2 separate regions of the Mus musculus genome follow, and region 2 is linked to region 1. The links are chromatin loops, found by intact Hi-C in ENCODE. Cell type or tissue: heart. All regions are shown on one strand. Links, peaks and the distances in the headings refer to the core of each region. The heading gives the core; the rest is flanking DNA.

Region 1 (16,737 bases), core at 5,769-13,768:
TAGTAAGTACACAGACTCAGTGTGAATAAACACCTCAATACTGAAGGATGAATGGGCCAAAGAAGAAATCAATAAGGCTTCAATTTTTCTATGGGTCTTTATTTTTTCCCTTGGCTCTAAGGGTGAGATTTAGGCACCTGGCCACCAGGGGGCATGCAGTGCTCTGGTTTCAGGCAGGTCTGTATCAAGTAGGTATCAAGTTGACTCCTGTTTTATCTTTTGTGGAAAGCTGCTATGCGGTGTCCCCCACAACCAGTTCTGTTGTTTTGGGCTGGGCACATATCTCCCCTATGATTTAAACGACATCTCATACCTCCTTGTAACTCAGCCTCACTCTTTACATGCCAGCAGATGCGATCTATGCTTCTTTCAAGTGCACAGCTCAGCTGGGGTGGGCTAAAGAATAGATATAACATGGCCAGACCCCAGCAGGCATGAGACATTACGCTATGTGTGGCCATGCAACAGAAGAGGACTGGGCTCCTGTGCTCTCGCCTATGACCTTCAAGCCATGAACACTTTTGATTTACTTTCCCCAGGTGTTCAGAGCTGTGTCTACACTGAAAGCCATTTTGGCTTTTTTGTTTTTTTTTTTTTGATTGTGAAAGGATGAAGGCTAGCTTCAAACTTAAAAGATCCTCCTGTCTGAGTGCTGAGACCACATCCAGACTGATCCTATCTTTAAAAACCAATTATTAAAATGGTTAGGAACAGACGCTAGCGCAGACCCATGACGCCACCGATGTTTTCCACGTTGCTACGGAGCAGACAGGATGGCACTGCTTTGAGAGACAGCAAGGTGGAGCTTAAGTGTACCTGCCCCAGCATCAGCAGAGCTCACCACCGGCAGCCTCTACACTCCTCAAAGCCACAACTCTCAGGGAAGCAGTAAACCTGCCTAAGAGGCTTTATCACACAGAATGCCAAATTCAGTAATACATGCAGATATCTGAATTACTAAATACTTCATACACTAAGTAAGGGTGAAGACAGCTACAGCACAAACAACTATCACTGGTGGTGGTGCTAGGCTTAAGTTCGGTTTGACCTGACAGTTGTAGCATCAAATATGAACTATGCATTGTTAAACAATAAACAGACAGATCTAAGACGTTCAGATTAAATCAGTTGCTGTCTGATACACTAACAACTCCATAAAGTAAGCTTGCAAAACAAAATCCCCACCGTGCTGGGCCATGGCGCCCCGTCCCACATCGTCCAGGAGAACCAACAGGTTTCTTTACCTGGCCCCTCCCCTTATTCTAAGGCACCAGTGGAAGTCACTGTTCTCCTGGACCCACCGAAACGCATAATCCAATACAGAACCATTTCCTCAGGACAAAGTCCAGAGGAGCCCAGAGAAGCTCAGCCTAGAACATTTCATGGCACAGACTTTGTATTTTTATTTTCAATTTTAATGTCATAGACCTTATCATAAAAAACTTACAAATTAATAAACACTACACACCAAAACTAGACAACCCTAAAGTCGATACAAACTCAATGAACTTTTACCCAGCTAGAACAGGCATTTGGAACAAAAGCCACAGTTTAACATTAGATTTTACACTTTTGGTATTGAATATATTTTAGGTTCTTATCCACCACGAAAACCAAACAAAATTGCATGTCGGAACTGGAACTAGAAAACAATGACTGTATATCCTCTGGTACCTTGTGTCTGTTAGTGCATTCAGTCTCTTCTCGACCTCTTATACAACCCCTGTTCTCCATGCTATACTGCACCCGCATGGAATCTGTTCACATATAGAGACTTACTATGGGCTAGATAAAAGATATGAAAGAAAACATGCTTTTTATTGTTTTCTGATATTATGTGACCCACAGTGCAGATTTTATATGGTTACTCACTGAGGGCTGGCTATGTTCTCAAGGCTACCTGGATACTTTCATACTGTGGGTTATACATTTCCAGGCTGATACAAAGTGATGCTGTGTTCCAGACACGGAAGAGAAAGCACTGACGATGAGGCACTGGCCACAGAAGGGGCATATAACGTGCTTCTCTATCGTACAGAAACAGAGACCCTTACCATCCTTTCGGCTACGTCGTTACTTCAGATCTGCACAGACAAGAGAAGGGCAGGCCGCTCTGCACAGGGGTATTACACCCTCATCCAGAGTGCCAAAGCTCTACAGACATCTGTGTATGCAGGACGACATCATGTACAGGTGAATGCAAATGCAGGGGCAGCCAACTGAGAACAACTCATAGCATTCCAGGTCACTGCCACGGTGAGACCTCAGTGCTCCATGAAAACACTGCCCTTCACCCTTCCCTAGGCTACCTACAAAACTGTTACATAGTGTGTGTGAGAGAGAGAGAGAGAATGAGAGAGACAGACAGAGACAGAGACAGAGACATGGCAAGGGGCATACACTGGGGTCAGAGGATAGCTTGTGCAAATCAGTTCTTTCCTTCCAGCACGTGGGTTTCAGAGACCAAGCTCAGGGTGCCAGGCTTATCAACAAGCACCTTCCCTGGCTGAGTTATCTTGCCACGGCCCCTCCCTGTTTCTAACCAAGGCCTGAGTATACAGACCCAGTGTTACGGAAAAAGATTATCACTAGTACAGCAGACAGCTCACGTGGATGCGGGTGGGCCGCACTATGAACTTGGAGCAACACTTCATGGCATCAAAAAGCTTATCCATGCTCAAGAACATGTCCTAGCAACAGCAGAGCCTGTATGCTAGCACCACACATCAGTTATTACCGAGGTCACAGAAACCTAAAGGTAAAAACAAAGTCCAAACCTAACTTAAAAGAGCAGATGCTGGGGGTGATGGTAGTGCACACCTTTAACCCCAGCATGAGGCAGAGGTAGGTAGATCTCTGTGAGTTCAAGGCCAGCCTGGTCTTCAGAGCAAGTCCCAGGACAGCTATGGCTACATAGAGAAACCCACAAAAGAAAACATAACAAAACAAAACAAAACAAAACAGAAAAGATATCCCACTACTGTGACTCCAAGGCATGTTGGCAAACACAAATGGTCAATGCTAAGATTGAGGTACACAGCAGACCACTGTGAGGACGGTCACCCTAAGAAAGTGTCCTACTAAGTATAAAGGACAAGAGGCACAGGCAGTGACACCATGGCCGAACGCTTAAAATCCTTACTATTGCCTGCACCTGCTCATAAAATATGGATACAGGGGCTCTTCTAATTTATCTCGTCTTTTACACAACGTGAGACCGTTAAGGAAAGAGAATAGTTGGCGTATATTCAGCTCCTGGTCCATTTTCAGGTTTATGATTTTTTTCTTTCATTTTAGTCTGAGGGGGAAAAAACCAATCTCTCAGCTGGCTGAACCACAATGAGACTCTGAGAAGCCAGGAAGTGAATTCTGGCTACGCTCCATTTCTTTGTTATGCCCCGTTCAACCACAGCACACAATTCCATCCACTGATGACACGGGCCAGCGGCACCATGAGCACACGGCACGCTGAGGCTCAGCTTCTCGCACTGGCTGTGAAATTATGGATCTCGCAGCAGTGCAAAGGCAGAAGCACACTCTACAAGACAGGAGGTCCTAAGCGTCAGTGATTGTAAACCACTCACTCTCCTCCCCAGCCCCCACGGCAAGAGGGCTTCTCTCAGCCCCTGGCCGGAAATGTTCCACACACGATGTCATCTTTCTCTGGACCAGGGCAGTAGCATCTTTTCAGATCTTGGTGTGTTTCAATCCTTGGGCTTGCCGACATTTCCCGGAGAGTAGTGCCAACCTATGGAATGTCTGCATTCAAACAAACAGTCCCTGGCAGTGTTATAAATCTGTATCGACTTACTGAGAGTCTAAACTTTCTTTCATTTTTGTTAAAAGAGAAAGACGCGTATTACTGGCAATATGTGTGGGTAAGATTCCCAGGCAGGTTCCCCAATCTGTTTCACGAGGTGGCATCGCTAATGTATCTTAGCTTCTCTGGAAAAGACTTGGGCAGACAGGTTCTGATCAACCCGATGTGGTTGTTTTACAGTAAAAAGCAAAGGAGGTAATAAATTAACTAGAGATTTAATAAACCCACCTAAAACTAAAATTCTTACATGGATCAGAGAGGAGGAGAGAGAGAGAGAGACAATGAGTTCTCTGGGATCTGATTCTGAGACTTGTTTCCCCTGTTGCTTTGAACAGTAACTTAAGACAATTAATAAGAAAACGTGTTTCCGATGTGGCCAGTTTTCCCAGAGCTGCCACCAGGATGGGTAAAAGCAACACAGACAGTGTTCTGTGTCTGAGGATGAAACTCAGCACCAGGCCCTTCACCTTCCCAGGCAAAATGCACAGGCCTTGTGAAATGCAGACCGTCCACACACACCCTCCCCAGTGTGTATGGGGTGGCTTAGCCGGCTGTCTCCTTGCCCTTCCCTCTCCATCTCGTTTGGTCCTTCTGCTGCTGCATCTCCAGGAAGACGGTACCTCTAGGAGGTAGGTCGTGAACACTATTAGTTAGTGGTTGCCAACCCTATTGGCCAATCTACACATCTGCATGGTCACACACTTTACCTATAGAAGAGAAGGAGTCAGGGAAGTGTATTCAAATCACACCAAGAAAAAGCACAAATTCATGTCATTCCCAGAATCGCTGGAAACAAAAATGAGTTTTTCCAGACCTGCTGCCTTGACTTACCACTTTACTATACACCGTGAGGATGCTTTTCACTCTCGCACAAAGCCCTCCCTAGAGCTGTGGGAAGCGACTGTTGGAAACACCGCTGAGAGCGTCATCAAACCATGCGCACATCTGCGTCCCGTCTCTACTGCATAAATGTAAACCCAGACCCCTGCAAATGGGCCTGAAACAACAGCGCTCCACGGAGTGGTGGCAATTAGTATGATGCCCGTGACGGGCACAGAACACTGAGCAGTGTGCTGCCCTCTGCAAGCCAGTGTGCTAGTCCTTAAGTGTTTACCTATGTAATGCTCTAAGTATCTGACAAGGTCAATGCCAGAGCAGCCTTGAGTCACGGAGCACTGGGGACAGAGACTCTGAGTCTTACAGTGGCACAGGTACCTAGCACGACCAGGCACACTGAATACCTGGAAATCTAGCTGCTCTGTTCTTCAGCTTTCCCTGTCCCCTCTCCAAATCCAGCATTTAGAACTGAAAATGAATATATACCGTCCTCACCGGGGATGCCCAGGAAGGACTAGAAAAGTCAAATGTAACAGCTGATAGGAATACACCTCTTACAGAGCCATGTTATATGCATGCGGGGTGGAAACCCTCCCAGATGCCCAACTAGCAATGAAGCTGAGTGTCTAACAGTCAAAGTGATGTAGAAAAATCACAAACACTACAGTTATTCCTATTGAACAAGACTGTACTCAATCTATATGTTACTTCACAATACACAGTGCCTTCTAATAACTCCAAAGGGATCCCGAACACTACTTACAGTTGGAAGCAGTGACAGAAAGGCTGTGTGCCTTGCCCAAGGCCACTCAATATGTACAGGACGAAGTCTGTCCTGTCTGAAAGGGCTTTTGAAATAATAAGCCTGGTGCTTCTGATTTTAAACACTACTCACACAGATTATAATCCAGCAGACTTTCTCAAAGGTCCTAACATACTAAATAAATTAGGACATGTATAATGGACCATAGTCTGTGGTGCAGCCCTTCAGTCAATATACTCAGCAGCCAGTATATGAACACATGGGCACAGCTGTTCTCCAATCAACAGAAGACCAGCTTGCTGGCAGTTAACACAGGACACAGATGGTAAACCGCAATCCTATACCCAATCCAGCTCCCACCTGTTTTTGTAAATACATTTCTACTTAGGGTCTCTATCTAGCCACCAACTAACCTAGTTCCAGACAACTGAGAGTAAAGCACCTCCATCATGCCAGGGAACCACCCTTGAAGCAGTCAAGTACCCGAATATGAGGTCTACTGCACTCTCCTCTTTTATGGTTTTTCAAGACAAGAGCTTCTCTGTGTAGTCTCAGCTGTCTTGGACCTCAATTGGTAGACCAAGCTGGTCTCAAACTCAGAGACAGATCCTCCTGCCTCCTCCTGGAGTGCTGGGTTAAGGGTGTGCACGACGACGACCACCGGACTGGTCTTCTCAATATTCTGGTTCCTGATCTGTAGCCTGCATGATTCAGCCTCCCGGTGGGAGCGCCCCTCCTCCACACAGCAGTGCATTCTCTGGAAGCCTCACTATCATCAGGAAGCTAAATAAGCCAAAAACGGGCGGGGGGGGGGGGGGGGGAGACTTAGCTTGAAAAGAATGATCAGGGACTGAGTGCATGTTGTCTTGACGAGCTTTTAGTTTGCCCATTCATTCAGATGTGCTGTGAGCACCAGCTGGCTCAGCAGAAACATACAAACTTCAGACTGAATCGGGAGACACTACACAGAGCAAATCTTGTAAAGACCTGAGCTTGGCAATCACTACTTCACATAGGCAGACAGACACAGATAGAACCCAAAGACTATGAAGGCCATAACTACAGGGACTACTTGCAGAGACCTAAGGACCTGGCCCAGTGCCTAGAGACAGCAGGAGTACCAAACATATTTGTCCTCTGTATTACTATGGGTTAGCTCTACGCTTTTTGACGAAGCGGAATGGGAACAGCATCCTGAACGTCAGATTTCCTGTCTCCTGTCAAAGAGACCATTTCGTCCATACCTGGATTGTCTGGTAATCAGCAGCATCGATTCCCTTCACCGTCACCTCTCGGAAAACCATGGGCTCCAGTTCCTCTTTGGTAAGATCGCAGTGGTAAATGACACCTAGAGGGAAGAAAGGCTCAGGTCACTTTCAAAGTGAAGCACACAGGCCACAAGGATGCTACACACTACCCGAGGGTAGCAGCCATCAGGGTCCTTGCCCATCACCATTTGGGTGGCTGTGCAAAGCTTCGTGAGGAGAGTCGGATGTGAGCAGTACCCTGGAGAAATGGCAAGTATACCCATTGGCACCGACCGCTTCCACTCCTACGGCACCATGGTGTTAATATTTACTGTCAACTTGATGCGTTTGCAGCAACGTAGGAGCCATGCCCTGGGTGTTTGTGGAGAGAATGTTTGGAGAGGTTTAGTTGAGGAAGGAAGACCTATCCCAAGGGTGGGCAGCACCACGCCACACACTGTGGCCCCAGACTGTAGGCCACTGAGTATCGGCATGCATTTCTCTCTGCTGCCTGGTCTGCCCTAGCATGAGCAAGGCACTGACCATCAGGCCTTCCTTCCTCACTGTCTAGTCACTTTTAGATTTCTGTGATGACCAAGGCAACTTAAAGTAAGTGTGTAATCTGGATCACAATTTCAGAGGGTTAGAGAGCATGATGGCAGAGTGACAGAGCGGCCCAGAGCTCACACCTTGATCTATGACCACGAAACAAAGAGACAGCGGGCAATCCATGGGTTTTTTTAAGCCTCAAATTCCGCTCCTGTGACTCATATCTTCCAATAAGCTCGCAACTGTTTCCCAAACAGTTCCATGAACGGAGCCAAGTATTCAAATAAATGAGCCTGTGGGGCCATTCTCACTCAAATCACCACAGCCACAGAATGTGGGGATCGGGCACACAACTGGGAGCCCAAAGAAATCTTTCCACTGCCTTTGCTTTCCTGTCAAGTGGCTTGTCACAGCAATCAGAAAAGTAATTAACACTGACGTCAACAAGGTTTCTTCAAGCCAGGTCACATGGGAATGCTGGCCCTGCCCCTCACTGCCCCTACTCAAGGTCTACAAGCAGTCAGGGTCTCTTGACTAATCCCTTTGGGGCTTCTACCTGACTCAAACCTAACCATGGACACACATGTAGGCAGCAGTCAGGAACCAAAGGTGAGCCATCACAAGACCTTTCAGAATCAGATGTTCAACTCTGTCCCAGTCATTGTGCACAATGCAAAATACTAATGTATATGGAATTCCAGTTTATGTAATCAATAATAAAAGTTCTAATTCCTGGAATTAGTACATCTCTCTTAATATTTAAGTCAAAGAAACAAGACAAGAGTAGTGCCATGTTGAGGAATGAGCCAGAGAGGCTAGTGTGGAACGGTACCTCACGTACTTTAAGTAGACATTGTCAAGTGTAAGGAAAACTGATCCTGGGATCTCAGTGCTTGCTGGGAAACCAGAAGCCAAATAGGAGTCCCACAGGACTGAGAGAGACGGACTGATCATGGGTTAAAACAGCAGCTCTCTTTCCCCTCAACCCTTCCCACCCCCCAATGTAGGCATTTCCCTAGCAACGTGAGAACCAACACTCAGTACATGTAATATAAATGCATGAGAGTTAGTGAGGGATTTTGTTGTTTGCTTGTTTTGTTTTTCAGATCACTACAGGGTACCCACCACAACCACGGACAAATCTGACTCCTGGGGCCAGGGGTGGGGTGTCTCAGCTCTTTTCTGAAGGGAAGCAGTGTGGTCTGGGGGTAGAGGGAAAAGAGGCTGCTGCTGCTGGAATGTACTGTATGAGAGAAGAATAAATAAGAAATAAGATGGAATAAAGAGCAGGCCTGTGCCACACGATCACTGGATTCGCCTTGATGTCGACACAAATAAGGAAGGGTTTAGGAGCCAGACTTAAGAGCTCAGTGAACCCAGGCAAGCCACCAGGGAACTGGAATTAAATTCCTTAACGAAAAACAAAGGAGAGGAGACATTCTACATTCCTGTTTATACACCAAAGCTGAGACACAATTTTAACACAGAATGAAGTATACAACTGAGGCTGGTGGCCATTAAAAAGAGCTTCACGTACGTACTTCCCTCCATTCTCTATAAGGGCCCACAAATGGTTCCACGAGGGAGGAGGGGGGTCAGCTTGATGGTTGCAATGACAAAGGCATTTTATCAATATTCTCTATGCACAGTCATCTGGGATAGCCCAGGTTAGCCCACTGCACACTCTTACTACTTACTATAGTATGAACCACTGTGACCTACTTATACATCATGTCCCGCCTGATTTAGGTCACACAGGGACAGGGAAACTGCTGAAGAAAGCATTCTGGATCACAAACAGCAGAAGGCTGTCTAGGAAATGAATTGAAGATTTAAAGTAGAAGTTGATTACCGAAGTCCCTTAAGGTCAAAAGGCGTGTCTGGCCTTAAGTTGTTCCTTAACTTAATACTCTCACAGGCAAGGAGACCAGGGGTGTGGGTGGAGAGGGGGGAAGGAGTTAGAGAAGAGAGCGCTCTGGGAAAAGCTAGGGAAGAAGGGCCAGGGGGGTCTGTAACACTGCTCACATGAAGAGAAGAAGGCAATGGGGTTCTGGAGCTCTGGCAGGGCAGGACTTAAGGCTATAAAAAGAGGACTGGAGGGGGGGGGGGGAACGACAACACACAAAGCACCCAGGCCAAGGCACTTAAAGGTTTCTCTTCCAAACCACATGTGAAAGGCTGTCTCCTCCCCACCTCCCAGAGCCAGGCCTGGAAGATACTGTCTTGTTCAAGTCTGGCTGAAGCTAACCTCTAAGCTTCTACAAGTACAGAATTAATCAGTTCAAATACCAACTGGTTTGTGTCACAGGGAATCATTGTGTCCTGTGCTAGACTGGCCTGGCTGTCAGCTTCTCCCGAAGTGCGACCTGAAGTGCACAAGTCACAAACGGGCTGAGGGCAGTCCCTGCTTTCTTGAGAGGCAACTATGCGTTCTCTGATGGCTGCTTTGCACTTGGCGTTAGAAGGCCTAAGTCTGGAAACCCCACTTTCTGGTTTTAGGGATCAGATAGCATTAAGAGAGAAGGGAAGGATGGGGAAAATGAACGAGAGGAGACAGGGAGACAGACAAAGCATCACAGTAACAAATGAAAGCTTCCTCAGAAGCAGCTGGCGGCCCAAGACGAGGAACACTTTTCTTTCCAATCCTCAGAGCCACAGACACAGGCAGTATCTCACCATTTGGCACAGAACCATCACTTCCCACTAGGACAGTGAGCCCTTTGCCCCAGATAATGATGAGCCTGTTCCTGAAATAAAGGGTCACATGGGGTCGCTGGAGAGGTTGCTGGCCTTCGGAGACCCTGGCTTTTATTAAGAGCTGATGAGTCACCCCCACCCTGTGTTCCTGTGCCCTTCATTCATTTGAAAATATAACTTGTTTAGAGTAAATGCCTAGACCGTGAGACCTTGAGAACGACACTAGGGATGGGTGCCTCCCTCTTCTCACAGCTACCGCTGAGCTCTGGGCTCTGGGGAGAGGCAGGGTACCTGATGTCCTCTTGGTGCTGGCTCTGGGCAGCTTCCTCTCTGGCTTTTTCTAGCTCCTCTCAGTCCCCTGAAAGGCACTTGGGGAAGTGCCCTTATGCACCCCAGACCTACCCACAATATCACTCTTCAGGTCCTAGCAGCCCTGTCAGCAGCCTGTCACAGCGTAAGGTAAGATGTCACATGGACCCAGAGGGTCAAACAGAACTGCATCCAGATGAGACATCACTGCCCATCTGGTCACATCCCCAGAGGAGGATGGTCACCTACGAACTGACTCCTGGGCTAAAACACGGCATACATGTGGCTATGATGCTACACAGTGGAGGTGAACCTCTATACAAACAAGAGGAATATGACCAGCCTTGCAGAAAGTATACAATGATATTATTATATTTTAGGAAAAGTTAACTCATGTCAGGAAATGTAAAATATCATCTTAGAAATATTTCTCTTCCCCAATAGATCCAGGATAACACACATTTTTAAATTTAATTTTATTTATTTTTTATGAGGGTGAGATTCATCTAGGAGGCATTCTGTAGGCTGGATGTGGCTGCTCATGGGGTTTGCGGATGCTATCTGCACTGTAAATTTTTGTGCAGATCAAGGGCGGGACTAAGACTTACTATGGTGGTTTGCATAACAATGATGACGCCCATAGGCCATAGAAAGTGGTGCCATCAAGAGATTCAGGCTTGTTGGAGTAGGTGTGGCTTTGTTGGAGGAAATACATAACTAGGAAGTGGGCTCTGAGGTCTCAAAAGCTCAAGCCAGCTTACTTCCTAGGGCCTGCCAATTGGATGTAGAACTCTCAGTTCCTTCTCCCACATGGTGTCTGCCTGCAGGCTGCCATGTTTCCTGCCATGCAGATACTGGACTAAATCCCTGAACTGTAAACCGGTCCCAATGAAATGTTTTCTTTAATAAAAGTTTTTGTGAAGCCGGGTGTGGTGGCGTGAGCCTTTAATCCCAGCACTTAGGAGGCAGAGGCAGGAGGATTTCTGAGTTCGAGGCCAGCCTGGTCTACAAAGTGAGTTCCAGGACAGCCAGAGCTATATAGAGAAATCCTGTCTTGAAAAAACAAAAAACAAAAAACAAAAAGTTTTTATGGTATTGGTGTCTCTTCACAGGAACAAAAAACCTAACTAAGACTTTTGGGCCTGGCGAGATGGCTCAGCGGGTAAGAACACTGACTGTTCTTCTGAAGGTCCTGAGTTCAAATCCCAGCAACCACATGGTGGCTCACAACCATCAGTAATGAGATCTGATGCATCTGAAGTCAGCTACAGTGTACTTATGTATTATAATAATAAATCAATCTTTGGGCCTGAGCAAGCAGGGTTGACCAGAGCGAGCAGAGGTCCTAAAAATTCAATTCCCAACAACCACATGAAAGCTCACAACCATCTGTACAGCTACAGTGTACTCACATAATAAAATTAATAAATAAATCTTTTTTTTTTTTTTTAAAGACAGTTACATTTGATTTGTTGGCACTGAGAACAAGGGCTGTTCCCACTCCCGGCAGAGGAGTTAGTGACATAGCTTTTTATTTCCCTTTGTTCTGAATAACTGCTTTTCTCTAAGGGATTCTGTCTAGAGTATAGCCTGTGTTAGGGACAAACAGAACATCACACTGTGATTTCCCAGGAGAGATTCCGCATCACCACCAGGAAGAAGCCCTCACCTGGAGATAGGAAGGATGTGAACTGGTAGAAGATCTCAGAGTCCTTCTTGCGCCCACTGTAGCCCACCACGCTGCCCACATCCAGGGGGAAGGTCTTGAGGAGAGCACCAGTCGTCAGGTCGTGAAGCTGTAGAATGTTCTTCACGTCATGGAGGTAGCACAAGACCAGGAAGTTGGACCTGACACAAGCCACCCATTCTGAAATGACAGGGAGAGAAAAATCAGAGCCATGTCCCTCGTTTAGCGGGAGAGTGGCTCTAAAGCCCTACTGTGCTCTAAAGCCCCACTGTGCACGAGGTCATGACTCGTGGAAAATCTCATCTTCAGCACAGTTCTTTAACAAATGTCCGCAGCTGCTATGTCCAGAAAATAAAGTAGCCTCCATCTTGGTGATAGTCAACGAGGAGTACACAACCTTTAGGTACTCACTACAGTACAACAACCAGAGTTCAGTCTTGAGAACTGCAAGTTATACAAAACAATTTTTTTCATAGCGTTTTAGGTAGCAGTCATGGTAACCCTTGGATGCGTGAGTTCTGCAGATTGGACACTAGACATGCTGGCTGCAAATATCCCTGTTGTTCTGAGCTGTAGCCGTGTGTTCTAAAGGTCCCTGAGTTGAAGGCTTGGACCTCGGCCCATGGAGCCAGTGAGAGATGGTAGAACTTTTCAAAATGGAAGGAAGTTGGTTAGATGGAACTGGGTCCTGGGAGAAGAAAGGTCTCTAGCCCTCCCCACCTCCCTCTTCCTCTTGTTTTATTTCTGACTGTCCTGAGGTAAGTTACAATGCCGACTATGGCTCACCATGGGCCCAGAAGCAACAGAGCAAATCACCCATGGATTGGGACCTCTAATACTATGAATAGAATAAACCTTTCCTTTTTTTAAAAAAAAAAAAGTTGATTACCTCAGGCATTTTGTCACAAAGAAATAGGAAGTAATGAAAATACCTACATGCCTATTTTGTATTTGATACCATGCTATGGGAATATAGAGAGGGGGAAAAAACAAAACCAAATCATAATCCAGGAATACAAGAGGACTGATCATTTCACAGAAATGTAGTAAGCCCTTGGTGCATCGTCTCGGAGAGACAGGTAGAGGACTGAGGTCACTTCTGCAGACACCCATGAGCACACCCATGAGCACATAATGGAAAATGTGGATGTAGGTGCTGGTGGCTGAGGACCCAGAGAAGATGAGAGTTTTAAGTACAGGGGTGTGGAAAAGGGCTGGGAAGGATTTTCAGGAGACAAGCTGTTAGAGTGTATGGAGGTTTGATTTCTTTATATGTACTGTAATGATAAATACTGCCCCGTAAGGCCTGGTTGCTCCCAGGAATGAGAGAATCGCACATATAATGTGACCTTGCTTGCTAATTTACAACTATCAGTTAAATAAATACACCAACAGCCAATAGCTGGGCAGAAGAGACATAGGCGAGGTTACGGTTCTGTGGCTTGGGGTCTGATGAGACCACAAGGAAGGAGAGGAAGGTGGAAAGAGGAGAAGAAGCCATGTGGTAACAATCTAAAACTCATGGTCATGAAGGCTGGCCTGTTGGAGTTAAGAGCAGCTCAGACGGAACACAGCAAGTAATAACTTGGGGTTATCGATAGAAAAATAGATTCTGGGCTAGAGAGATGGCTCAGCGGTTAAGAGTATTGATGGCTCTTCCAGAGGTCCTGAGTTCAATTCCCAGCAACCACATGGTGGCTCACAACCATCTACAATGGGATGCCCTCTTCTGGTGTGACTATAAATTCAAAGGTTTTATGTATTTTACTCAGGAACTGAATGACCAAAGGCAAGGTACAAGCCCTGATGGAGATTAAATATTTTTATAAGAATGGGAGGTGAGTCAAGAAATGAAGGCCACAGTGAAGAGAGAGGGAAGGACCCAGCGATGCAAGTGCTGATCAGGAGGGACAGAAAGGAATCCTGTAAAGATGAGGAGATTCACTTTGAAGACTCAGAAAAAAAGCCATTTGGTTTTGGAAGACAGTGATGCTGGTAGTGGTCCTGCCTTGGGGCATTTGGTGAGCTGGGGAGAGGGGGGAGTTTAGTTATCCACTGCTGAGAAGGCAGTGGAATGGACAGCAGTATAGAACGATGCTTCTGACATCCTGTATGCCAGACAGGTAAATGCAAAACAGAGGGAGTCTGCGGAAAGCTGGAAGTAAGAACAAACACGGTTATATATGCCAGGAGGAACACTGGGCATGAAGCCGGGCAGGAGAGTACAGCTACAGCTCACAGATTGCCAGGACTTGGTGTAACAGGGTGTCCTAGCTCGGTTTCAGCTGCTGTGATAAACACCGGGACTGAAACCACCTTAGGAAGGAAAGGTTGTCCTTGGCTTGCAGGTTACATACAGTACGTCACTGCAGGAAACCAGGTTTCCTGTCTAGAAGCCTTATATAGAGAGCCCAGACCAGCTAGACATGGACCGCATCATCAGTGGGCCGCACAAGAAAATGTCCCATTAACATGCCCATGTGCTACAAGTACAGCATGAGCGGGTGGGGAAGGAGGAACTAGAATGGCAGACACAGAAGCCAGCCTGAAGTGGGGACAGGCCGGGAGGGATGAAACAGCAGCACAGCGAGTCATGCATCAGGCATACTGAAAGGACAAGATTTCCTGGGGTTTCATGATGGGGTTCTTGACACTGCTTATTTTTATGACCCAAGAACAAACTGGAAACTCACACTCAGAATGTGACTAATTATCCACAAGAGCATCAAGACATTGGCCGCTGTCATCTTGGGTGGCCTTGATTACCACACAAACTTTTCCTTAAGCAAAAATACTAAGAATTCATAATATCTGCAAGTCACTTGCTTAGGAGTGGCTCAGCCTAGCAAGCTATCTCAGGTGTTCATATGACTTACTGTTCTAAAGAGAGAAGGAAGCATGGGTGGACACAGAGTAAATTCCAGCTATCAGGGAATAATCAAACTGTGTTAACCACGAGTACATCCGAATTATAAACTGGACCAAGTGAGTAATTAAAGGACAGGAGACTCGTGGAGTATCATGAATGAAAGCTGACTCTGGAGATGCCCTTTGAGTCACCTCTAGACTGTAGGCACAATAGGGCACTCGTCACTGACAGGGTACCGCAACACTGCATTCTGCACTGATGGTGTACAGCAACCTTTGCTTCTTTTAAGAGATGAGTGTAACAATACTGAAGGCTTCCCTTCCCAGTCTAAAGAGCTACAGCTTTTCAGAAGCAAACTGGCACCCTCAACTGCCAGCTATTAATTTGGATTGTATACAAATGACATAGGATGTCATTTATGGTAGAATTCACAGCCTCCCCATTACTTTAAATGGTAGAAGAGAATTCAGATGGCTGGGAAACAATGACAGCGTCCTTCTACAAAAATCACCACTCCAACCTAAGCTATGCGTAAAATCACCAGAGTACCGACACAAAGACGTAGGCTTCCACAGTATCCTTCAGACACACCAAGACATGTCAGTACTATAGAGTAGGGCCCAGTGTGGCACCTCGGCAGTGCTCCTTGCTGTATCCACCTCATGGGGACAGTTCTGCCTCAGTGGCTCTCAAAGAGACTCTGAAAGGGTCTTGGCCTGAGGATGTTCAAGAAATGAAATGCCCCAGGACCTGCTCTATGACTTAGGAGCAAGAGAAGACATCTTTGAGGAAGACAGGACTGGTGCTGTAAGTCTTCCCACTGTGAAGAGCAGGATGGTTCGCTTTTACCCACTGAAGCCTGGGGTAGACAAAGCGCCACTCTGACCACAGCTGGAGACATGTCTGCACTGCATGAGGCAGGGATCTGGGAGGCAGGGCCAGCTGTAAATTTAGTGCAAAAGCCTGTGCTAAGCTTGGCCCTGGAGTTGTGGGTTTTGCTGGGAAGAGCAGGTGGGGCTGTCATGAGGCTTATCTGATACTGGTATGAGGGTTGAAGGTAGGGATACTAATACAAGGCGTTGGCGGGGTACAGCCAAATGTCCAGGCTGGGAGAAGACGAAGTAAAGTCAAACCATGGAAACTGTAGAAAAGAGACACAGTGAGAAATGCCCATGGGAGCCTGTGACCTTCAGATTAGCTCTCTGCTTGTCCACTGCAGCAGTATCAGACTTAAATCCCTGCAAAGCACAGTGGACAGGGAGGAGTTCCTTACAGGTCCTGATGTGAACCCAGATCTACATGGCTGAGTGCATGTGCCTTAGAGCACTGGAGAACACACTGCAGGAGTGCCTTAGAGCACTGGAGAACACACTGCAGGAGTGCCCTAGTGCACTGGAGAACACACTGCAGGAGTGCCTTAGAGCACTGGAGAACACACTGCAGGAGTGCCTTAGAGCACTGGAGAACACACTGCAGGAGTGCCTTAGAGCACTGGAGAACACACTGCAGGAGTGCCTTAGTGCACTGGAGAACACACTGCAGGAGTGCCTTAGAGCACTGGAGAACACACTGCAGGAGTGCCTTAGAGCACTGGAGAACACACTGCAGGAGTGCCTTAGTGCACTGGAGAACACACTGCAGGAGTGCCTTAGAGCACTGGAGAACACACTGCAGGAGTGCCTTAGAGCACTGGAGAACACACTGCAGGAGTGCCTTAGAGCACTGGAGAACACACTGCAGGAGTGCCTTAGAGCACTGGAGAACACACTGCAGGAGTGCCTTAGAGCACTGGAGAACACACTGCAGGAGTGCCTTAGAGCACTGGAGAACACACTGCAGGAGTGCCTTAGAGCACTGGAGAACACACTGCAGGAGTGCCTTAGAGCACTGGAGAACACACTGCAGGAATGCCTGAATGCACTGGAGAACACACTGCAGGAGTGTTTAGTGCACTGGAGA
Region 2 (16,737 bases), core at 4,978-12,977, 62 kb before region 1:
ATTTAAAAAGCGATTTAACTGAACTCCATGTATTTGAACCCAAAAAGTCTCCACAAGAACAGTAGCATTCCCTGCTGTCTAATATACATCTAAAATTGATTATGTAATGGGTATCTCATATTTAACATTCTCTGAAATTATAGCTCTTGTTTGTCTCTCACTGGACTTCTCTCCTGTCATTTTATTCTTAGTGACTGGTATGTGTATCATTCTACAAGCTTTGGCCCAAAGCCTCAGAGTCACTCCTGATGCATTCCGACAGCAACAGCTCGGGGTTTTACTTCTGCAACTTTCCAAGCCTCTGTTGACTCTCATCCATTGAACCGAAACAGACTCTAAATCAGTTGAGTGAATTTGGCTATGAGGATATTGTTCACAAAGGAATCCTTTCTTGGGCTTGAGTTATTTACTGCCACATAAGTCATGGCATCAACTAGACGCACCATCTTTTCCCCACACAGTCATAATGAGCATTATTAATGACCTCTTTCCTAACACCTTCATCAATAGTACAAATAACAGTGAGGCCTGTTTCTCATCTGTTCTGAGAGCTTGCTTCTGATTCTCGGTAATGCTCCTCCGGGGCGGATGTGCAGCTTCCCATCTTAATAGCCATGTACACAATGCTGCACAGAGCACTGAAGACTCCATTTAACCTTGACGCCTCCCAGGAACAGCAGGCGGCCCTAACCTGACCCTCACTTGGCCCCTCACTGAGCAGAATGCTGTGCATGCATTAAATATTCAGCAACCTATTCCCAGTGTAAAACAAACAGATGATCTTTTCTGATTGTCAACGGTTTCACATAGCAACTGAAGAATGAGTCTCCTGCCTCATTAAACATTTAAGTTACTTCTTGGCTCGTGCAGGTGCCTGTCATCATGATGGCAGACAGGGGAGAGGCTTGCAGACTTCCTTCTTAGTGCAGGGGAACTATCCTGTTCTTAAAGACGAGCTTTGGCAAGGCTACACGAGCTTCAGGGAAAGAGTGACTCTAATCACATAGCATTGGCATGTTTTTCCAGAAATACATGTTGGAGCATATAAAAATGTCTGGTGATTTATGTTGGCGTTATGACCATTTACTTCAGTTCTGGGTTATATTTCCTCTTCCTTTATAGTTGATGAAGACATGGGCAATTTCTAAGGGCATAGTTGAAATCATTTGTAAAATGAACAAGTGGTCACAGTAATGACTCAAAAGGCACCAAAACCATGTGTTCTTGCTGTATCTTGTATCATGGCATTAGTAGCTATTTGGCTCACCTAAATTTACAATATCATCATTTAAAGTTTTTACTTAGTCAAAATAATTGTCTCAATGGCGTGTATGATGTTGGTTATCAACTTCAGTTTTTCTGTTGTTTTTGTTGTTTGTTTGTTTGTGGGCTTTATATTTGTTTTATGGGGGTATTTTCTGCTTTTGTTTGTTGTTTGTTTTCGTTGAAGTCATTCCCCAGAGCATAGCTGTAGTCATTTCCATTCTGTTCCATGCCTGCCAGTTATTTTATATTGTTGCTGTAATGTGCCTGTTAGTCATGGATACAGAAAAATAATTTGACTCAGAGCAAGGTCATGCTGATCACATATCATGTTGCATTCTGTATACTCTTGGGTTTTTTAATAATTAAGAAATTCCACAAAGCTTTACTTAGGGCCCATAAAATTAAAGGTCAACATGAACTGTTATGTCTAAAATGGCTTGAGTTTGTGCTGACCACTGGGCAGCACTTCCTGCACCTGCGTATAAGCTCATTGTGGGTTTTGCAGTTTTAGCCTTTATAAGCTAACAGAGAAAGATGTTCAGGGTCATGCCCTCAGGCCCTAAGTTCTGAGCACTACAGCCCTGACTGATTAATCTTAGGATATGTATTCAATAAACCATTCCTATCTGACTGAGATTGGTGTTTGTGTGGTTTGTGAGGTGACTCCTGGACCTCAAAAGTTTTTAGATAACAGGTTTAGGTTAGTTTTATAACCTTGACTGGCTTGGAACTCAACATGTCAACCAGTCTGGTTTCGTGGAACCTCCCCAGTGCTGGGATTAAAGGCATGAACTACCATTCCTGGCTTCAGTTTCAGTTTTTAAACATACATTCAAATACTTTCAGGAAAGGGCTGACTGTATTGGGGATTCAAAGAACCAGAACTCAACTAATAATAGTTGAACAATAATGAAAACATCAGTTACTGGGTGTTTGTGAAGTGCTTTGAAATTGTGTGGACAAGTTGTTGGATTGGATTGTTGTTTGTTTTGAGGCAAAGTCTCAAGGCCCAGGCTGGCCTTGATTTCTTTAACCTCCTTAATGCTGGCGTTACAATGCATTCATAAGCTTAAAATATTTTTTATAAATGTGACTTTTTTCACCATTGAAAATGTGAGTTTGGGGGGCTACAAGGATGATTATATGGATAAAAGCAATTGCTGAAGACTCATGTTCAACTCTCAGCACCCACATGGTGGCTCACCATCATCTGGAATAGTCCCGAGGGATCCAACACGCACTTCTGGCCTCAAAAGGCACTGCATGAATATGGTATACAGGCCTGTATTCAGGCAAAACATCCATACACATCTAAATCAATTAATCAATCAATCAATCAATTAATTAATCAATACACACACACACTCTTTATAGCTGGGAAGCTAACTCTGTCAATAATTATTACAGAAGCATGAGGTCCAGACTTTGATACCCAGAACCCACAGAAAAAAAAGAGGCATACTGTCAAATATTTCTAATCTCAGAGTTGGAATGTAGAGGCAGGCAGACCACCGGGAGTTCACTGTCCGGTCATTCTGCCCTTTTGGCGAGCTCAGGAACAGTTAAAGACTGTTGGCAATCAGGCACGTCCACAGCCAGCCCAGAGGGACCTGGCACCAATGGGACCATTAGGCACCTTCATGGTCAGCCCTGAGGGACCTGGTGACAAGACACATCATTTCTAGTTGTCCAGAGGTGACACATCCCCATTGTCTCCTCTTGTACATGTCCTTCTGCGCATGCACTACAGCCCCATGAAAAGTCAGGCTTAAACCCCTCCCCCTCCCCCCAAAAAGCCAGGCTTTTCCTCTCTGCCCCCTTGCCTTCTTCCCTTCCACCCAGAGGCAGCCTCTGTACCTCATTACCTCTTCCTTTAATAAACCTCCCACGTGAGACCTGTTACATCGTGTGATTTTGTTGGAACTCAACGCTTAGTTCCATCAAAGACCTTGTTTCATAAAAGAAGGTGAAATACATCCCAGGGTGATTGCTCCTAACCTGCCAATCTGAATTCATTCCTTGGAATCCATGTCATGGGAGGAGAGAACAGGATTTCGTTAAGTTGTCCTCTGAACTCCACACACATGTAGTGTGTACATGCTCATCTACCTACCCACACAGTAAATATAAATTAAAAGTTTAAAAACAAAACACAGTGGACTGAGCCTGGGAAAAGACATCTGACTCATACACACGCATGCGCATGCACGTGCACGTGCTCACACACACTCGAGAGGACACACACACATATGCACACACACACACACACACGTACACACATCCATCAGCTTATTCACCTCGAGCATCTCCAGTAGCTTTGGCCAAGCCTCTGCCTTTAGAGTGAAGGTTTCCCAGTTCAGAATGAATACAGTCTTTTCATCTTCCTCCAGAGAACCATGAAGAAGACACACAGGTTGGTGAGGCTTCCCCAGGGCTGGACAGTAGTCAATATATTGATCACTTTCTCGGGTTATTATTGAGTGATGATTGCTTCACTTGTTCTTGATCTGGCAGCCATATTGATGCTGAGTATATACCAGGTTGTCCGTATCAGCTTGTTGCAGTTTTAAGCAAAGCTAACACCAAATAGATGAAATAAATGTCCACTAATAATTTGAATCTTAACATTCTCTTCAGCTGTTCTCTGCCATTTTTTTTTTTTTTTTTACCATGGGCTGCTTTGTCAAGGGTCAGCTGCATACCATGGAAGTCGTGCAGATTTTTCCTGAACACCTACAGTAACTAGGTTAACCTTAGTCTGCTAACCTAGACCGAGTCCTGGAAGCTTCCAGCCTCTGTACAATCTTATCTAGGCCTAGAATGTTTCAGCCTCTGAGGACTCACGGCTGAATCAGGTCGCCCATTTTGGTTCTTTCTGATCTCTGACTAGCTGGTTCACCTCAGCTGATCTCTGACTAGCTGGTTCACCTCAGCTGATCTCTGACCAGCTGGTTCACCTCAGCTGATCTCTGACCAGCTGGTTCACCTCAGCTGATCTCTGACTAGCTGGTTCACCTCAGCTGATCTCTGACCAGCTGGTTCACCTCAGCTGATCTCTGACTAGCTGGTTCACCGCAGCTGTTCCAGGTCAAAACTCCTCTCCAAGCTGACTGATTCAATCTGTTTTTTTTTTTTTTTTTTTTTTTCTGCTTCTCATTGAATTGCCCTGCTTGGCCTCAAACTAACTCTAGCAATCTGTTCTAATCTTTGAGCTCCTTCTCATTTTCTGGTTTGTTCTGCCTTCACTGGTGTCTAGCTTGTCCTCTCTCTTCAACCTGTCTCTGTACAACTCTCCCAGTAAAACTGCCTCCTCTCCTCTCTGCACTGCCCCTAAAGGAGCTTCCCTTTCGTCTTGTGAGAATTGGCATATCTTATCCTGTCAAATATTTCTCTGATTCATCTCTTTGTCTGCTACCCAATTAGGCATTGCTTTCAAACCTGGATGCTTTCTTCTACAAACTAACTTTGCCTTTATTGTTTGATATTAAGAGTGTGTATTAAAGGGTGTCTGATTCCAGCCAGAGGGATTAAAGGTGTGTGCTAAGTGCTGAGCCACACCACAACTAGAAATAACACCATTTCAGTTACAAATCAAATATCCTACAACACTCTCAGCTTCTAATAACCCTCACCCTACTCTCCCCTTCTGAGAGAGCAGCTCTTTTACACTCCACAGATGCTGGAGATCATCTGGTACTTGTCTATGCCTGGCTATTGCACTTAGCAAATGTTGCCTCCAGTCCCATCCATGTTGTTACAAATCACAGGGTTTCTTTTCTTAATGAGCAAATCACATTTTATTTTGTACATGCAACCATGTTTCCTTTGTTCGTCAGTGAATGGGCACTTAGGTTGTTAGGTTATCTCCATGTCTTGACTATTTGAATAGTTCTGTGGTGAGCATGCAGTGCTGAGAACGTAAAGATACAGATGTCTCTTTGACATACTGATTTCATTTCTTTTATGTATATGCCCAGGAGCGAATTTCCTGGAGTATGTGGCTGTTTAATTTTATTTTTATGAAGAGAACCTACACTGTTTTCTATAATGGGTTTATTGGCTGCTATTCCAGCTAGTGATGTTTCCTACACGCTTGTCGGCACTTGCTATTCTTACTCATTCTGACACTTCTTACTGGAGGGAGGGGTTTTCTCATTGTGGTCTCAATGTGCATTTCCTTGATGATCACGGGTACTGAGCACTTTTCATGTCATTTTCCCCAGCTGTTTTTTGTGTTATCTTGGAAGAAATATCTCAACTCTTTTTAAAAATCTTCTTTGTGTGTATGATGTGTATGAGTGTGTGTGTGCTGTGTGAGTGAGGGCACACATGTGCTACAGGATATGTGCAGGGGTCAGAGGACACCCTGGAGTGTGGTTTAGTGTTTCTGGTTTGTCTCTTTTTGTCTTTTTCCTGTATTTTGAAATGCTAGTGACAACATGATTGAAAAAAGGGAATGTTCCTTCTCCACCCCCACCCCAAGTCCAACAATAAAATCTCTTCTGCTTTTCCCTCCTAAGGAGATCCATCTGTCTCTGCTATACCTAATTTATCTGGGTCTACAGATTGTAACTTGTTTATCATTCATTTAATGGCTTATACCCATGTATGTTTATCTTCCTGGGTTTGGGTCACCTCACTCAGGATGATTTTTTTTTCCAGTTTTATTCATTTGCCTGAAAATTTTATGGTGTCATTTATTTTAACAGCTGAGTAATACCCCCACTGTGCAATTACATCACATATTTTCTTTATCCTTCTGTTGAAGGGCTTCTAGTTTGTTTCCAGTTTCTGTCTATTATGAATAAAGCATCAATGATCATGGTTGAGCAAGTGTCTTTGTGGTAGGATGGAGTGTCCTTTGAGTACATATCCAAGAATGGTAGATTGATGCCCATCTTTCTGAGGATCTTTCTGAGGAACCACCATACTGATTTCTTTTGTTGTTGTTGGTGGTGGTGGTTTTTTGTTTGTGTAGTCCTGGCTGTTCTGGAACTCACTCTGTAGACCAGGCTGGCCTTGAACTCAGAAATCCGCCTGCCTCTGCCTCCCAAGTGCTGGGATTAAAGGCATGTGCCACCACCGCCTGGCACCATACTGACTTCTATAGTGTCTGTATGCATTTGCACTTCTTCCACCAATGAAGGAGTGTTTCCCTTGCTTCACATTCTCACCAGCCTGAGCTTTCAGTTGTGATATTGATCTTAGCCATTCAGACAAATGTAAGATGGAATATCAAAGTAGTTTTGATTTGTATTTCCCTGATGGCTAAGGATGTTTAACATTTCTTTAAGTATTTTAGAGGAGATAGGTTGGGGAAAAAATGCAGGGAGAGACAGCTAGAATTAAGAGTTATTTAAAGGGTGGTGTGGAAACCCAGTGCAGTGGAAACTTCCTAAAATATATGAAGGCAATCCTAATGATGCCTCCAAATAATGAGGGAGACATAATTCCCGCTGGCCTTCTCTTGTCACCAAAGCAGTGTAGGGGTTATTGGGAAATTGAGCTATTGGACAAAGGGGTCCCATGGAAATCACCAAACAACCCAGGCTCTTGCCAAGACAATAGGCTACATTCCACAAACCGACAGCCAGATTCCCTCCCCCCCAAAGACAATACCCCCACCAGCTCATTGGACATTGAGCGGTTGATCTGGTATCTACATAGAATGTCCACCACCATGTTTTAGTGTCTTTGTGGACTCTACAGGTTACCAAAAGAGAATGGTAAGTACCAACCCAGCCACAGAACCTTTGATCTACAATTTGTCCTGCCTGCAAATATGATAGGGCCATGGTGGCACAAAGTTTAAGGGAGAAACCAGCCAGTGTCTGATTTGACTAAAGGTCTACTCCACTATAGTGAGATGGAACCCTACCAATCACTGTTTGGGTGGCCAAGAACTAGACTAGATGGCTCAGAGACCTAAGGTTAAAGCAAATACTACTGACCACTTTTTTTAAAAGTAACAATAAAATAACTCCCAATACTATTCTTCTACACTCATGGATTGGTGCCTTGCTCAGCCATCATCTAGAAGCTTCCTCATGCAGCAGATGGGAACAAATACAGAGACCCACAACCAGATACCACACACACACACATACACACACACACACACACACACACACACACACACACACACACACACACACACAGAAAGACCTTGGAACACAGAGCTCTAAAGGGGATGTCTCCATCAAATATCTCCCCTAAGAATTCAGGGAACCTCTCAGAAAAGGAGATGGGAAGAGTGTGGGAGCCAGAGGACACACAATACACCAGGAGAACAAGGCCTTTTGAATCAACTGAGCAAAGCCCATATGAACTCACAGAGACTAAAGCTGCAAGCATAGGGCCTACAGGGGTTTGCATCATGTCCTCTGCATATATATTATTGTAGAGGAATTTTAATCGAGTAAAAAGGCTGTTCTGGCAGGGGTCACATCCAAAGACATTCAGGTCTTTGTGGTCTGGCTAGAATACAAATAGGCCCTCAGAACACACATTTCATCCCTCTGGCTGGAATACAACAGCAACAATAAACAACAACATGCCAAGGTGAAAAACCCACAAAAATGAAAATCAAAATAAGCAAGCAGAATTCCAATGAGACATAGATAGATAGATAGATAGATAGATAGATAGATAGATAGATAGATACAGATGCAGATGCAGATACAGATACAGATACAGATACAGATACAGATACAGATACAGATACAGATACAGATACAGATAGATAGAATAAAATAAAAACCCCAAGTAATAAAATAAAACAAAAGCCCACCAAACACCATTGAGTTTGCTTTGTATCAGCCAACTACTGGGTATGGGGCCTGCCCTGGTGTATGGTTGATATATCCAGTGAGACTTCATTGGGAAAACCTGATTTTCATTTGCTAGCAGGTATCAGTTGTGAAGAGCTCCTTGACTAGAGCTGAAACCTTTGTCTACATGCCCCTCTCAGGGCCAGGACCCTCTCTGGCTTGTGAAGGAAGGACTCACGAATGCCACCAAAGACTCTGTGAGTTCATATATGCATCAGTTCTGTTGTGTCTGGAAGCCATGGCCTTCTTGGGGTCCTCCACCACCTTACATTCCTTCTGCCTCCTCTTCTGCAGAGATCCCTGAGCCTTTAGGTGAGGAGTTTGATGAAGACATTCCATTCAGGACTGAGTGTTCTTAAGTCTCTCGTCCTCTGCAAGTTGTCTAATTGCTGGCCTGTGTTAATTCTCATCTACTGCAAGAAGAAGCTTCTCTGATGTGGGCTGAGTGAGATAATGGTCTATGGATACAATAATATGCTATTAGGAGTCACTTTGTTGAGTGGGGGAGTTAGGGCTCTCTACTTGAAAGGGGTGTGTACACAGAGCACAGGCAGGCAAGCAGGACTATTTCCATGTTCTTAATCCACCCCTGCTCTGCTCTTTGTAGAGCTTCTTTATCTTAGTTTCTCTCAATCTGAGGTCATTGCTCTTATGTCAACACTAGATGGAGACCCACATCCAGGCTTACAGTGAACTCAGGCTTGATGTGCTGCTCTGTTTTAAGCACTAACGGGCAATCTATTCTCTGGCTTATTGTGGTGGGTTGTACAGCATGAATCAGGGATGTGCTAAAAAAAAAAGGAATTTCATCTCTCAAGCCTTTCCCTGGGCTGAGGTAGACTTTCAGGTATCTTCCCGGTCAATAGGGAACATAGATTTTTCTGTCTAGTTCAGCTCTAGATACAATCACTACGGATCAACCAACTATATGTTTCTATGCCTACCTGGTTGCCCATCAATCTATAAAACTCTGTCACACTGAGGCCACAACCTGGTTAGTTGAACACAGCACTAAGAAGGACCAATGTCTACACTACTATAGGATGCCTATTGTTGAAGTGAATTCCACTGCAAGCAGCCACATGTGACGTTGGCCAGATTAAAAGTGTAATAGACTCGGGCCATATGGTTGTTGGTCATTGGGCTGTACCCTTTGTGCACTGGCTTGGATGTGAGTACTGTTAGGCTGTATCTGAGTTTAGTTTTGCTACTGTAGCACTGAGATCCAAGGCAAATTCCTGTGCTAAACCCTGTTCTACTTTCAGCAATGAGAGTCTAGCTGTATGCTACGCGGTCTGAGATATCATTGCAGTTCCTTTGTTACTTGGAATGACTAGGTAGCATCCCAATTTAATACCTGCAAGAACCTGTACCGTCTTCAAGGTGGGCATCCTAAGCCTGATCCAGTGTTGGCAATGATGGAGATCAAAATTCAAGTCCACCCAATTTACAAGTGTCTTCCTGATACCAAGGCAAGATGGATGGTAAGCCATCCATCCAGATAGCCCAAGCTCTACTAGGTGAGTCCATTGGATGAAGTTCTTTCTGTTTTGTTGTAGGCTCATACCTACAATGACACACTTCCTCCAACAAGGACACACCTACTCCAACAAGGCCATACCTCCTAATAGTGCCACTCCCTAAGCCAAACATATTCAGTACACCACAGTGGCTCATGGGTTTATATAGTTGAATGTAGCAATAGATAGATAGATAGATAGATAGATAGATCTCAATAGTGAAAGAATCCTGAATGTACAATGACCAGGACTGAATAAAAAAACAAACATGGACTGGATCTGAGGTGCTTCTGGCAAGTGCTTGCTGTGTTGTACTGTGACTTTGCTGCAGCCTTGGTTTTGAGTACACTTGTGCACTTAGCTCAGCACATGCGGTCACAGCGTATAACATCAAAGAACACAGCCTGAGACTCCTCAGCTCGGATTTGGGTTTTTGCTATGTTTTGAATTGCATTTTTTTTTTCTGTACATAGAAAGGCCAAGGCCAGGAAGCAGGAGTGGGTGGGTTGGGGAGCAGAGTGGTGGGGAGGGGAATAGGGGATTTTTCTGAGAGGAAACTGGGAAGAGGGATAACATTTGAAATGTAAATAAAGAAAACATCTAATTAAAATAAATAAAGAAAAGAAAAGGGATAAACTAACAAATGAGGAAAATAAGAGGAATAAATATTTAGATTACCTTTTAAGGAAGATTATCTCTTAAGGGAGTGGGCAGTATTTATCTTTGCCCATTTCTCCTTCCTTTCACATAGCTAAGGAAGGGAAATTGTGATTTCCCTCTTTCTAAAATCAATGTATCACCAAGGATATATGCAGTAGAGCTAGAATATGAATATGAGGAAGGGACCCTTCCCAGGGACTTTCAAGCCTGCTAGTATCTACAAGTGTGATATTAACTTTAAGGCAGATATTTTCCCACTGGTCTGGTCAACTGGCCAGTGTTTTAAGCGGTGCCACACTGTAGCTCAGAGCCAATTCTGGATCCAGTTCCACGAGGTCTTGTCACATAGCTCTATATCTACCAAGTCCTGTAAATTTTCATCATCTCTGAATTTCTCTGATTCCACCTCGTTTGTTTGTAAAGTGAAGCTCTTACTTGTATCTTTCAAGGTTTTAAATGAGGCTAGAATGGCTTTCCATGCACAAGGTGTTTGAGACAGAATCTGGAAGAGAATCAAGCACTCAGTATTCACCAAGTACACGGATGTGATTCAAATCAAAATCAATTCTGATCGAAATTAAGATGTATTATTTGCTGTGTCCTTTGTTATAAATATGTTTGGAAATTTTAAATGTAAACTGATTTCTTTGTGGAAATTATTTCTTAATAAAGAGTTAAGAGCTACCCTAAAGAAAAAAAAAAGAAAGTTTTATACTCTTACAAAAACTAATATAGAAAACAAAGACAGTTAACATTTTCTTTTCATCATTCATCAAATTGGTATGCTCTTTACACTGTATTATGTTAAAAAAATTTTAAACTCAAAAATTGCTATTTGAGTTCTTGACTTGAGCTTCATAAATCATTCAGTTATTTTGAACTTAGATTTAACAGAATTTCCAGCAATTTTTGATGTTTACATACTTTGCCATTTTTGTACTACACATGGGAAGTAGCATTCTCAGCACTGTTGATTATAAGTCAAAACATTTGAGAAATCTGAAAAATGTTGAGGGCACTCTACATCCTGCAATATCAATTATCCAGGCAAGATCTGACTCTCTATAAAACAAAAATAAACAATAATACACATTTCATTAGCACATAAATTTGCTTTTGTCTTCTATAAGTGATGAAGATATACTATGAAGTATACTATGTATATTATGTTTAGAATTTTTTGTTTGTTTGTTTTTTGTTTTGTTTTTTTGAGGCAGGGTTTCTCTGTATAGCCCTGGCTGTCCTGGAACTCACTTTGTAGACCAGGCTGGCCTCGAAATCAGAAATCTGCCTGCCTCTGCCTCCTGAGTGCTGGGATTAAAGGCGTGTGCCACGTAAAGAATTATTTTTAATTAAATTTCTTTGTGACATATTACCAGTAGATGTTTGATGTACAGTTATTTTTATATACCTGAAATCCCATACTTTCTTGGGTGAAAAGGGATTTCAGATGGAAAGAAGCTAAACTCTATTTAGAACCAACTCACTTACTATGTCCAAATTCTACTGTAGGGCAGTGGATTTTTAACTAAGCAGTGTAGTTCATCATATATTGATAAAATCTCTCAACAAGTAACTTTGATTTCGCCTAGTTTTGTTTTATGCTCTTTAACATAAAGTTAATATTGAATGTTTAAACTTAATTTGTCTTAGGGATCATCTAATCTAGTGATTTTATGCTTGAGCTGTGCCTGAGGGTCTAGAAAGGTGGCAGATATGACGTGAGGGCTGTTTGCTGCTTCTTCAATGTCTCCCTTAATTTTTCTTTCCCGTGGGATAAGGCTTTGCTGTTTGTCCTCAGATTCTTAAGCTCCACTGCCTCACTTACTGTAATCTTCCTGTTGGAAAATATGTGGGTTTATACACAGCTCCCTCCAACTCTGTGGCATCTCTGTGGTGCCATTATTCTGTCTAGGATGTAGTTTCTCTTTGACAGCCAAATCTTGTTATTTTCTGCCCCAAGGAATTGATGGTAAAGGCAAATATTTCCAGAGTCTTGTGTCATCAGGCTTTTTCCATCCATGCTCAGTACCCGGATCTGTGAGGCATGCTGAATGAACACACAGAAACACACTCCAAAGAACTTGCACAACTGTTCGGTGCAAGTTCTAACCACTGCTGCTTTTCCTTCTGTTAAAGTCCAAATTCCCCTTCTTGTTTGGAAGGAGAGAAGTGTCTTACTATGTTGCCCCAGCTGGTCAAACTCACCACTCTCCTGCCTCAACTTTCTGAATGCCAAAGTCACAGACATGTGCCCCTGGTTCCCAAGTTACACTTTTGTGTTAGAATATTTTTTTCCCATTTTAATCAACGTGTGTGTGTGTGTGTTTGGCAAGATTTATCACTGACTTAGCTTCTATACGTTCATGTTCAATGAAATCTCATTTCTTTACCTTTTATGGATTTGCGCTTTGCTTTGTTGGCACTTGATGCAAACTCTCTGAGTTATCAGGCCCACAGCATACCAACTTCTATGTTTGCATAGAAACACATGATGCCAAGAATTAGCAACCCTTTCCCTGCAGGCTCTGCTGAGCCTTGCGTTCCTGGCTCCCTGATTATTCTTTTCTAGCTATTCGGCTGAACAATATTTTCTTAAGAGTATAATTCCTACTGTCAGATTATGATAGAATGAAGTAAGTAGCATGGAATTCTTTGGCTATAACCCAGGCTTAGAGCTGTGCCCTTTCTCTGATAAAGCCTTGCCAGCTCCCAGCACATGATGTGAAATAAGAGACCTGCAAGTGTCTACTTAAAGGCATCTCTTAGAATTTTCAACATTCTAGCAGCACCTTTCCAATGAAGGTTGGCATTGCTCTGCCTCAACTGTTTGATTTCCCCCCGATATGTTTGATAACATCCTTTCTTTACCCATTTTTAGCTCCCTTGCCTCCCTTTCCCCCAGCACAGCTTTGTTAAATGCACATATTGCTGGTCTGATGTCTATGCTAAAGCAGCATTATCTCCCACTTACCTGGTCTCCAGAGCTCATGCCCCCCACCCTCACCCCAAGGCTGTGCTTCAGAACACTATGTAAGTGTGGCAGATTGCTACACTGGCTTCCTCTTCCATCTGACTTCTAGCAAAGATTGGTGTAGAGCCCTATCATATGAGAGACTGGCCAGGACATCAGTCGCCTTGACTTGAACAGGAGCTACTGGGTTTGAGTTGCGATGATTTGATATAATGCAGCTTTATTAGTAATCTCCTGGACAACTCAGTTCCATGGAATTTCCATCTATGCAGAATACAAAGGGAGTCAGGGCACTTGTAGAACATGACTTAGTAACATTGGCATGAAAGCATATGTGAGAAGAGACTCTTGAGTTCGCTGATATCACATATGGCACATTTCTACTGTCCCAGGTTCTGATTACTTACAGCTAATTATGTGGTTGGTTATCTCCTTGTCTGTGCCACATAGGACTGTGCTTTCCTGGGTAGGGAGAGGCTCTGCTTTACTAATGTCCTGATGTCTACAGCACTTCAACCTGGAAGGAATTGAATAAGATGTCTGAATAATTGCATAGTAATATAACTGTGGTTGAAAATGAGAACATTTAAGAATGGCAAATACCTGTTAAGATAGCAGAAGAGCTTTCTGTGGTTCTGAGGGGTTTGAAAAACCTGTTCTGAGCTAGGCAATGGTGGCACCTGCCTTTAATCCCAGCATTTGAGAGGCTGGTATCTCTGAGTTCGAGGTCAATCTGGTCTACTGAGTGAGTTCCACGACAGTCAGGGCTACACAGAAGAGCCTGTCTCAAAACAAAACAAAACAAAACAAAACAAAACAAAACAAAACAAACACAAAAAGAGGGAAGAAAACCTGTTCTAGAAGGTCTTATACCAAGGAATACATTGTGTTTTTAAATAGTACTGAAAAAAAAATAAAAAGTTGATTCTTAGGGGAAAAAATGTTGACAAACCTTTAGACATATTGAAAAAAGAAAGAGGGGAATCAAAATTAATCACATTAGAGCTGAAAGGGAGACATTACAATGGACACTGAGGAAATTCAGAGAATCACAAGAGCATATTTAAAATTTTTATATTTCACAAAAGTTGAAGAATGAATTCACTTTTAGATATAAATGTTTTAATAAATCTAAATCAAAATGAAATAATTTTAAAAAGAGTAATGGCATTTAATGAGATAGAAGTAGTAACTAAATATCTTCCAACTAACAAAGCTTAGAGATGGATTTAGTGCATAGTTCTTTAAGACTTTCAAAGAACTAACACCAACACTCTTCAAATAAGTTCACAAAATAGAAAACAAAGGAAACCTTCCAAGTTATTTTTATAAAGCTACTACTACCCTGATATCAAAACCAGACAATGATCCCCACCCCCCAAAAAAGACCCCAGGCATAATGATGCAAGCCTTTGATACCAGCATTTGTGAGGCAGAGGCAGGGGGATGTCTGTTAGTTCAAGGAAAGCCTAATCTACATAGAGACTTCTAGCACTGACAGGGTTATGTAGACAGACAACATTGGCAAGAAGAAGAAGAAGAAGAAGAAGAAGAAGAAGAAGAAGAAGAAGAAGGAGGAGGAGGAGGAGGAGGAGGAGGAGGAGGAGGAGGAGGAGGAGGAGGGAGGAGGAGGAGGAGGGGGAGGAGGAGGAGGAGAAGGGAGAAGGGAGGAGAAGGGAGGAGAAGGGAGGAGAAGGGAGGAGAAGGGAGGAGAAGGGAGGAGAAGGGAGGAGAAGGGAGGAGAAGGGAGGAGAAGGGAGGAGAAGGGAGGAGAAGGGAGGAGAAGGGAGGAGAAGGGAGGAGAAGGGAGGAGAAGGGAGGAGAAGGGAGGAGAAGGGAGGAGAAGGGAGGAGAAGGGAGGAGAAGGGAGGAGAAGGGAGGAGAAGGGAGGAGAAGGGAGGAGAAGGGAGAAGGAGAAGAAGAAGAAGAAGAAGAAGAAGAAGAAGAAGAAGAAGAAGAAGAAGAAGAAGAAGAAGAAGAAGAAGAAGAAGAAGAAGAATTGTTAGCTGATAGGAGAGGGAGAGACAGATTTCACTGAGCTACCCCTGGCAAGTCATCAACTCTCCACTGGAAGGCCACACATTCAAGAATATTTAGGCAGCACAAACTGGTCTTAAAGGATTGATTAAAACACAAGTTGGGTGGATAGGGAAGGGGGCTGGAAAGCATTGAATGAAACATATTATATGAAACTCTCAAAGAACTAATAAAGTAATTTTAAAAGTGAAAGAAAAGTATAGGCCAATATCTCTGAAAATGGAGGTAAAAATTCTTATTAAATACACGCATATCCAGTTCAAATGCATGTCTATAAAATGATCCAGCATGATCAAGCAAGCTTCTTCCCAGATACAGAGAGATGATTCAATATATGTAAATCAATAAATGTAATCCACTACAAATGCAGACTAAAGATAGAAAGTGTATAATCATTTCATAAAATGAAGAAGAGGCTTTGCCAGAAATCCAACATCCCTTCACCATCAAAATTCTAGAGAATCTAGGAATGCAGGGTGTGTATTTCAACATAATAAAGGTTAAATACAAGCACCCACAGCTAATATTTGCTAAATAGAGAAAAACTCAAAGCAGTTCCACTAAAAATTAGGAGCAAAGCCAGGCTGTCCACTCTCTCCATCCTAGGACTAAAAGTCCTAGCTAGAGCAAGGAGGCAAGTGGAGGAGATAAAGGGGAAACAGCTAGGAAAGGAAGAATTCTAAGCATCCTTATTTACAGCTTATGTGATTCTATACATTAAGGATCCTAAAGACTCGACCAGAGATCTCCTGCATCTGATAAACACATTAGCAAAGAAGCAAGGTTAAAAAAAAAAAAGCACACACAAAAATCTATAGCCTTCCTAAATTCAAATGACAAACATACCAACAAATCAAGGAAACAATGTGTATTAGTCAGGGTTCTCTAGAGTCACAGAACTTATGGATAGTCTCTAGATAATAAAGGAATTTATTGATGACTTACAGTCGGCAGCTCAATTCCCAACAATCGTTCAGTCACAGCTGTGAATGGAAGTCCAAGGATCTAGCAGTTACTCAGTCTCACGCAGCAAGCAGGCGAAGGAGCAGGAGCAAGAGCTAGACTCCCTTCTTCCAATGTCCTTATATTGTCTCCAGCAAAAGGTGTAGCCCAGATTAAAGGTGTGTTCCACCACACCTTTAATCCCAGATGAAAGGCATAGCCCAGATTAAAGGTGTGTTCCACCACACCTTTAATCCCAGATGAAAGGCATAGCCCAGATTAAAGGTGTGTTCCTTAACTCGGAGATTCAATCTTCTGGAATCCATAGCCACTATGGCTCAAGATCTTCAAACCAAGATCCAGATAAGGATCTCCAAGCCTCCAGATAAGGGTCACTGGTGAGCCTTCCAATTCCGGATTGTAGTTCATTCCAAATATTGTCAAGTTGACAACCAGGAATAGCCACTACACAATGCTTATTCAAAATATCCTTTAAAACATCTTGGAA

The links. A loop is a pair of places that touch in the nucleus more often than their neighbours do. Peaks named below come from ENCODE experiments on the same cell type or tissue, not always from the same donor. Only the 100,000 strongest peaks of a DNase experiment are listed, where the experiment ranks them.
Region 2: a loop joins it to region 1, with 2.4 times the contacts of the local background. A loop is called at or near these places in 4 of 42 quality-filtered maps.

Annotation. Positions count from the first base shown.
Region 1 is chr10:45,115,995-45,132,731 of GRCm38, reverse strand. It overlaps Prep (prolyl endopeptidase), which reads right to left. Exons shown (of 15, transcript NM_011156.3): 9 at 11,892-12,089; 10 at 6,665-6,768. Among named protein-coding and RNA genes, the nearest start is that of Prep, 57 kb to the right of the region's middle. In heart, for the core only: no CTCF peak of the experiment used is centred there; DNase peaks (open chromatin) are centred at 9,541 and 10,151; H3K27ac peaks cover 3,273 bases.
Region 2 is chr10:45,177,688-45,194,424 of GRCm38, reverse strand. No RefSeq gene overlaps it. Among named protein-coding and RNA genes, the nearest start is that of Gm26016, 83 kb to the left of the region's middle. In heart, for the core only: a CTCF peak has its summit at 8,755; no DNase peak of the experiment used is centred there.